2 separate regions of the Homo sapiens genome follow, and region 2 is linked to region 1. Evidence: chromatin loops called from intact Hi-C (ENCODE). Cell type or tissue: mucosa of descending colon. All regions are shown on one strand. Each heading gives the region's core, and the rest is flanking DNA. Links, peaks and the distances in the headings are about the cores only.

Region 1 (2,901 bases), core at 97-2,596:
CACCGACGGCATAGCAGTGAGGAACAGTGGAGAAAGGGCATATGTATGGGCTTGAGGTCAGAAGTTCCTGCTCTCACCTGCTGGATGGCACGTGACTTAACCTCTCTGATCTTGGTTTCCTCATTCACAAAACAGGGATGCCACCACCTAACTGACAGGGGCCAGGAAAGGCTGGTGGGTAGTGAAACCAGCTTAGGCCTCTTGCCTCCCCTCTGCCCATGTCCTCTTCCTGGAGTGCAGCCTCTCTCTACCTCATTCCGTCTCTCTCTGCAAATCCTGGTTGGGAATCTCCTCTCCAAACACCGAGGCAGGGCAGGCCCTCGGCAATCACACCCCCCAGCCCTCACCCCTCATGGCTGACCAAAGGAGGGGAGGTGGGGCCGAGGGCTGAGCCCCTCCCTTCCTGTGAACTTTTAAATCACAAGACGATGACGCTGTCTGGTTTTAAGTCCTGTGACTCCAGGACCTTCCAGGCAGAATCACTTATCTACACCTGCGGAGCATGTAATAGTTTACACAATGATTTCTCATTAACCCATGGGGCAGAAAATCTCCGCTTCACAACAGAAATGGAAGGGCACCCATGATGCCACAGTGCCTGGTCACGGTCTCTCCTTGGCCAAAGACCACCCTTCTGCCACCCCTGGCTCCACAGCCTCTGCCTCACTTTCGGGGCCTGTCACTGTGGAGACTGCAGGGCCCCTCCATCCTCCCTCCCACCTGGCTCCCCCAGACAAGCGCTCCCAGCCTGCAGTCCCTCCCCCAGGTCTCTGCCCCCAGCCCCTCTCCCTACACAAGCAGAGCAATCCTTCTAAACCATCTCACCCTCCTCACCTCCTCCCTGATCCCACCCAGGCTCAGGCCTTCCTGAGTGGCTCCTGGTCAGCAGCATCCTAAGCTCCTTACTCAGCCTGGCTGTCCAGGCCACTGGTGATTTGGTCCTCATAACCCTCCATACCAGCTCACACCACACCCATTCACACCCACCACTGGCCACAACCATTCACACCTGCCACCAGCCACACCCATTCACACCCACCACTGGCGACGCCCATGTTGGCACAAGCAGCTCCCTGCAGCAATCCCAGCTGTCCTTGTGTCTCTGAGCACCAAGAGCTGTCTCTTACCCCTGGCTTGCCCAGAGCCTGGCTCTGTCCCTTGACTGAGCAGGTACAGTGGCTATGGTGAGGCGAGGTGCTAGGGCACTCACCTGTGGCCTTCTTGAGGACAGGGGTGTGTTTTATTGGTTATTTATCCCTCTATCCACCCATTCACCCAAGCAGTTACAGAAGGCTATATGCCAGACACGTCAACAACTGACACGGTGACACTCGACGTGTAAAAACAAGTGTACAGTTTACCTTAAGAACATCTTGCTTGCACTTTTCTATTTTGTCTTGCAATTTCTTGAGCTGTTCAGGGTTGAGGGATGGGTCTGCCTTGCTGTTGGCTTCTCGTGAGATAGCCAGCTTCTCCTCTTTGCACGCTGCATGGTGGGCTTTCTTTGCTGCTTCTACCTACAGGGAGAATGAGTTCCTGAATGCCATGTCACTGGGAGTTCAGGATCCTCACTAGAAGTCACACAGACCATGGGAATGCTTGTGCTACCAAGAGGGGAGAAAAAGGCAGGTACAAAATTGTATGTATACTATCATAGCAACCAGTCACAACAGGAACGCACTCAACACATATTCATGGAGTACTTGCTTGTCCTGTGCATGGTTCGAGGCACCAGGAACACAGCAAGAAACACAAGGTCTTTGTGAAGCTTTCATTTGAGTTGCAGGAGGCAGATACAGTATAGGAAAAGTTACATGCCAGAGTCAATTAGAGGGCATTAAGTGTAGGGGAGGACAACTGAGACGGAGCATGGGGTGGGTGGAGAAAGCCACTGAGATGACATGGAACACGCACATGGAGCACGCACATGGAACACGCACATGGAGGGGTTATGGGCATCCCAGGAAGACCATGCCAGGCCGCAGGATCGGCAAATACAAAGAAAGTTCCAAGGAGGAACCCAGCATGAGAGAGAGGACCATACTAGGGGGCAGGGCCATCAGCCACATTTCCTCTGGTTTTAATGGTTTTTACACACACACACACACACACACACACTCTTAACAGATCCTTCCTTATTTGAGCCAAAGCCACAAATTTCATTCTAGAGGGAAGGAGGAGTTTATTAGCAAAGGCCTCATGAGACACAGACAGTTTCATTATGAATGGGGCCAGGGACAAAACAGAAGAGAAAGGAGATGTGACAAAAGCTAAGACACAGAGAAAAGGAGACACAGAGAAAACCATCCGGAAGGACAGAGGCATGTTCTGGATGATTCTGAGGCGGAGGAAGGCAGCGCAAGGCCAGAGAACATCTGGGTGTTGGGGGTGGCACATCTACCGTCTACTCCATTCCAGCTAGGAATGGGGGGCGAGGCTGCAGGCAGGGGCGGGGCACACAAGCTGAGGGCTGGGGTGGACAGATGACAGCCTCCAACTAGCCAAGGCTCGACAAAACTCAATGGCTTTGGTTGCTACTTTTAGAAAAACAGGTATCAATGTTTGAAATTTTGGGATAAAAACCTATGCAAGAGAAAGAAAAATGTAAACTAGTTCTTTCTATCGTCAAAGGGACTTGAAAAAAAAATAAAGTGAAAGCAAGTTTATTGAGAAAGTAAAGGAATAAAGAAAGGCTACTGCACACGCAGAGCAGCCAAAGGGACTTTTTTTTTTTTTTTTGAGACAGAGTCTCCCTCTGTCACCAGGCTGGAGTGCAGTGGCGTGATCTCAGCTCACTGCAACTTCCACCTCCTGGGTTCAAGTGATTCTCCTCCCTCAGCCTCCTGAGTAGCTGGAACTACAGGTGCCCGCCACCACGCCCTGCTAATTTTTGTACTTTTA
Region 2 (2,901 bases), core at 213-2,712, 140 kb after region 1:
AAGTTTCCTCCATATGTTTTCTTTTCTTTTTGAGACTGAGTCTCGCTCTATCGCCCAGGCTGGAGTGCAGTGGCACCATCTCAACTCACTGCAACCTCCGCCTCCTGGGTTCAAGCAATTCTCCTGCCTCAGCCTCCTGAGTAGCTGGGATTACAGGCACCCACCACCACGCCCGGCCCATTTTTATACTTTTTGTAGAGACAGGTTTTCGCCATGTTGGCCAGGCTGGTCTCAAACTCCTGACCTCAGGTGATTCACCCACCTCGGCCTCCCAAAGTGCTGGGATTACAGGTGTGAACCACGGCGCCCGGCCTAATTTTTGTATTTTTAGTATGGGGTTTTACCATGTTGGCCAGGCTGGTCTCAAACCCCTGACCTCAAATGATTGGCCTGCCTCTGCCTCCCAAAGTGCTGGGATTACAGGTGTGAGCCACCACACCTGGCCTAGTTTTTGTATTTTTAGTAGAGATGGTGTTTTACCATGTTGGCCAGGCTGGTCTCGAACCCCTGGCCTCAAATGATCAGCTTGCCTCGCCCTCCCAAAGTGCCAGGATTACAGGCTTTAGCCACAGCACCCTGCCTCCTCCATGTCTTTTCACAGCTTGATAGTTCTTTTCTTTTTTTGAGACAGGGTCTTGCTCTATCACCCAGGCTGGAGTGCAGGGGTGCGATCTTGGCTCACTGCAGCCTGGAACCCCTGGACTAAAGCAATCCTCCCTCCCCAAGCCCCTCAAGTAGCTGGGACTACAGGCACGCACCGCCACATCGGGCTAATTTTTGTATTTTTTGTAGAGACAGAGTTTCACCATGTTGGGCAGGCTGGCCTATCCAGCCTGGGTGCTATCCAAAGCCTGAAATGTCAAGGGCAGGCAGAGGACAGTGGCAGGGGCTACATCAGAAGATGGCTGAAAGCCTCAGGGAAATGTTTTTTTTTTTTTGAGATGGAGTCTCGCTCTGTTGCCAGGCTAGTGGCACAATCTCGGCTCATTGCAGGCTCCGCCTCCCGGGTTCACGCCATTCTCCTGCCTCAGCCTCCCAAGTAGCTGGGATTACGGGCGCCCGCCACCACGCCCAGCTAATTTTGTTGTATTTTTAGTAGACACGGGGTTTCGCCGTGTTAGCCAGGATGATCTCGATCTCCTGACCTCGTGATTCGCCTGCCTTGGCCTCCCAAAGTGCTGGGATTACAGGCGTGAGCCACCGCGCCTGGTCAGAAATGTGTTTTAACTGGGTCTCAGGAATGAGCAGGAGTTCAGCAGGTGAGGGAATGGGGAGGGGACCCACATACCGGGAACAGGTATGGCATGAGCTGTGGCCCTGGGGCAAGATGGTGAGGAGCACGGGGATGCCTGAAGGTTCAGTGCCTGTAGCTGGGAAGGCCACTCCAGGCTGAGTGATGGGCCGGGCCAGGTATAGATTGGGGGCTGATACTCCAAAGACTCTCACGATGAAGGGATTCCTTGACAGCCGTTAGTCAAAATTTTCCAGCTGCCCTCCTGTCTCCTTTCTTTGCCAAAGCCTTTCTGCTTGGGCTCACTTGCCCAAATGTGCCAAATGTGAGACATGGCACCCTCCAGGCTGGAAGTGGATGTCCTGTCACCACGACACACCCCTGACCTTATGGCTGTGACTCAGCCTTCTTCCAGCCCAGGGTTCTGCTAGTCCCAAGCTCACCCTCCCTTGGCACTGGCCCATGTTCCAGCTCTACCAGCTGGGCTGTTCTCCACAAGCCGGCAGGTGGTGGGCAGGGTCTGAAAACTGCCTGCCCGGGGAACCATGGGAGGGGAGGGGCAGCACCCAACAGCAGGTATGCCTTCATGGCGGCTAACAATAGCAGGAAAGCAACCAGACCCAGGCACAGGTGCACAAGCTCAGCCACCTGGGAGGTAGGAATAGCCATTACTCTCATGTCACCATCTGTAAGGAAATAGACTCAGAGAGGTGAAGGAGCCAACCTGAGCTCACACAGCCAGTAGGTGGGCAGGGAGCGCCTCCACGGACTCCTAATTACAGAGCCCAGGCTTTTTAGCTGGAGGTGTCCAGCACCATTCTGCACACTGGGGCTACTGAGGGGACTGTGATGACAAGCTCCTGCCCAGGCTGGAGTGCAGTGGCGGGATCTCGGCTCACTGCAAGCTCCGCCTCCCGGGTTCACGCCATTCTCCTGCCTCAGCCTCCCAAGTAGCTGGGACTACAGGCGCCCGCCACTAAGCCCGGCTAATTTTTTTTGTATTTTTAGTAGAGACGGGGTTTCACCGTTTTAGCCGGGATGGTCTCGATCTCCTGACCTCGTGATCCGCCCGCCTTGGCCTCCCAAAGTGCTGGGATTACAGGCGTGAGCCACCGCGCCCGGCCGGGGGAGAAACATTCAACAAAGCAACAAGTGAGCAGAAATTCCTTCTCAGGGCCACGGAGCTTGGCCTGTCCTCGCCCTGGCTTCTCCATGCCGTTCAGTTCCCAGGCTGGTGCTGTCTTTCCTCCCTGCCCCTGAAGTGGCTCTTTCCCCATCCCAGAAGTCCCAGAGCAAAATCTGGGTCTCCCCTGAAAGCTGGGTCAGTGCAGCACATACCTTCAGCTGAGGGCACTCAGAGGCAGAAAGGACATCTTTTCCATGTGTCCCTTCTATGCACCCCTGGGGGAATCTGCCCTCTGCTTGAACTTGCCCTTGACAGGAGACTCATTACCTCACAAGATGGACCACTCTATACCCAGGCAACGCTAATGGAGACATCCCCTGGCCCCTAACACTCGGCTAAGCATGGTGGCTCATGCCTGTAATCTCAGCACGTTGGGAGGTTGAGGTGGGAGGATTCGCTTGAGTCCAGGAGTTCGAGATTAGCCCTTTTTTTTTTTTTTTTTTTTGAGACGGAGTTTCGCTCTTGTTGCCCAGGCTGGAATTCA

Evidence for each region. Hi-C counts contacts between places; a loop is a spot of excess contacts. Peaks named below come from ENCODE experiments on the same cell type or tissue, not always from the same donor. Only the 100,000 strongest peaks of a DNase experiment are listed, where the experiment ranks them.
Region 2: a loop joins it to region 1, with 2.9 times the contacts of the local background. A loop is called at or near these places in 10 of 110 quality-filtered maps.

The regions. Positions count from the first base shown.
Region 1 is chr22:42,887,282-42,890,182 of GRCh38, forward strand. It overlaps PACSIN2 (protein kinase C and casein kinase substrate in neurons 2), which reads right to left. Exons shown (of 11, transcript NM_001184970.3): 5 at 1,362-1,517. Among named protein-coding and RNA genes, the nearest start is that of ARFGAP3, 31 kb to the left of the region's middle. RefSeq lists an enhancer at 2,505-2,564. In mucosa of descending colon, for the core only: no CTCF peak of the experiment used is centred there; a DNase peak (open chromatin) is centred at 1,040.
Region 2 is chr22:43,026,808-43,029,708 of GRCh38, forward strand. No RefSeq gene overlaps it. Among named protein-coding and RNA genes, the nearest start is that of TTLL1-AS1, 10 kb to the right of the region's middle. RefSeq lists an enhancer at 733-1,233. In mucosa of descending colon, for the core only: no CTCF peak of the experiment used is centred there; a DNase peak (open chromatin) is centred at 1,694.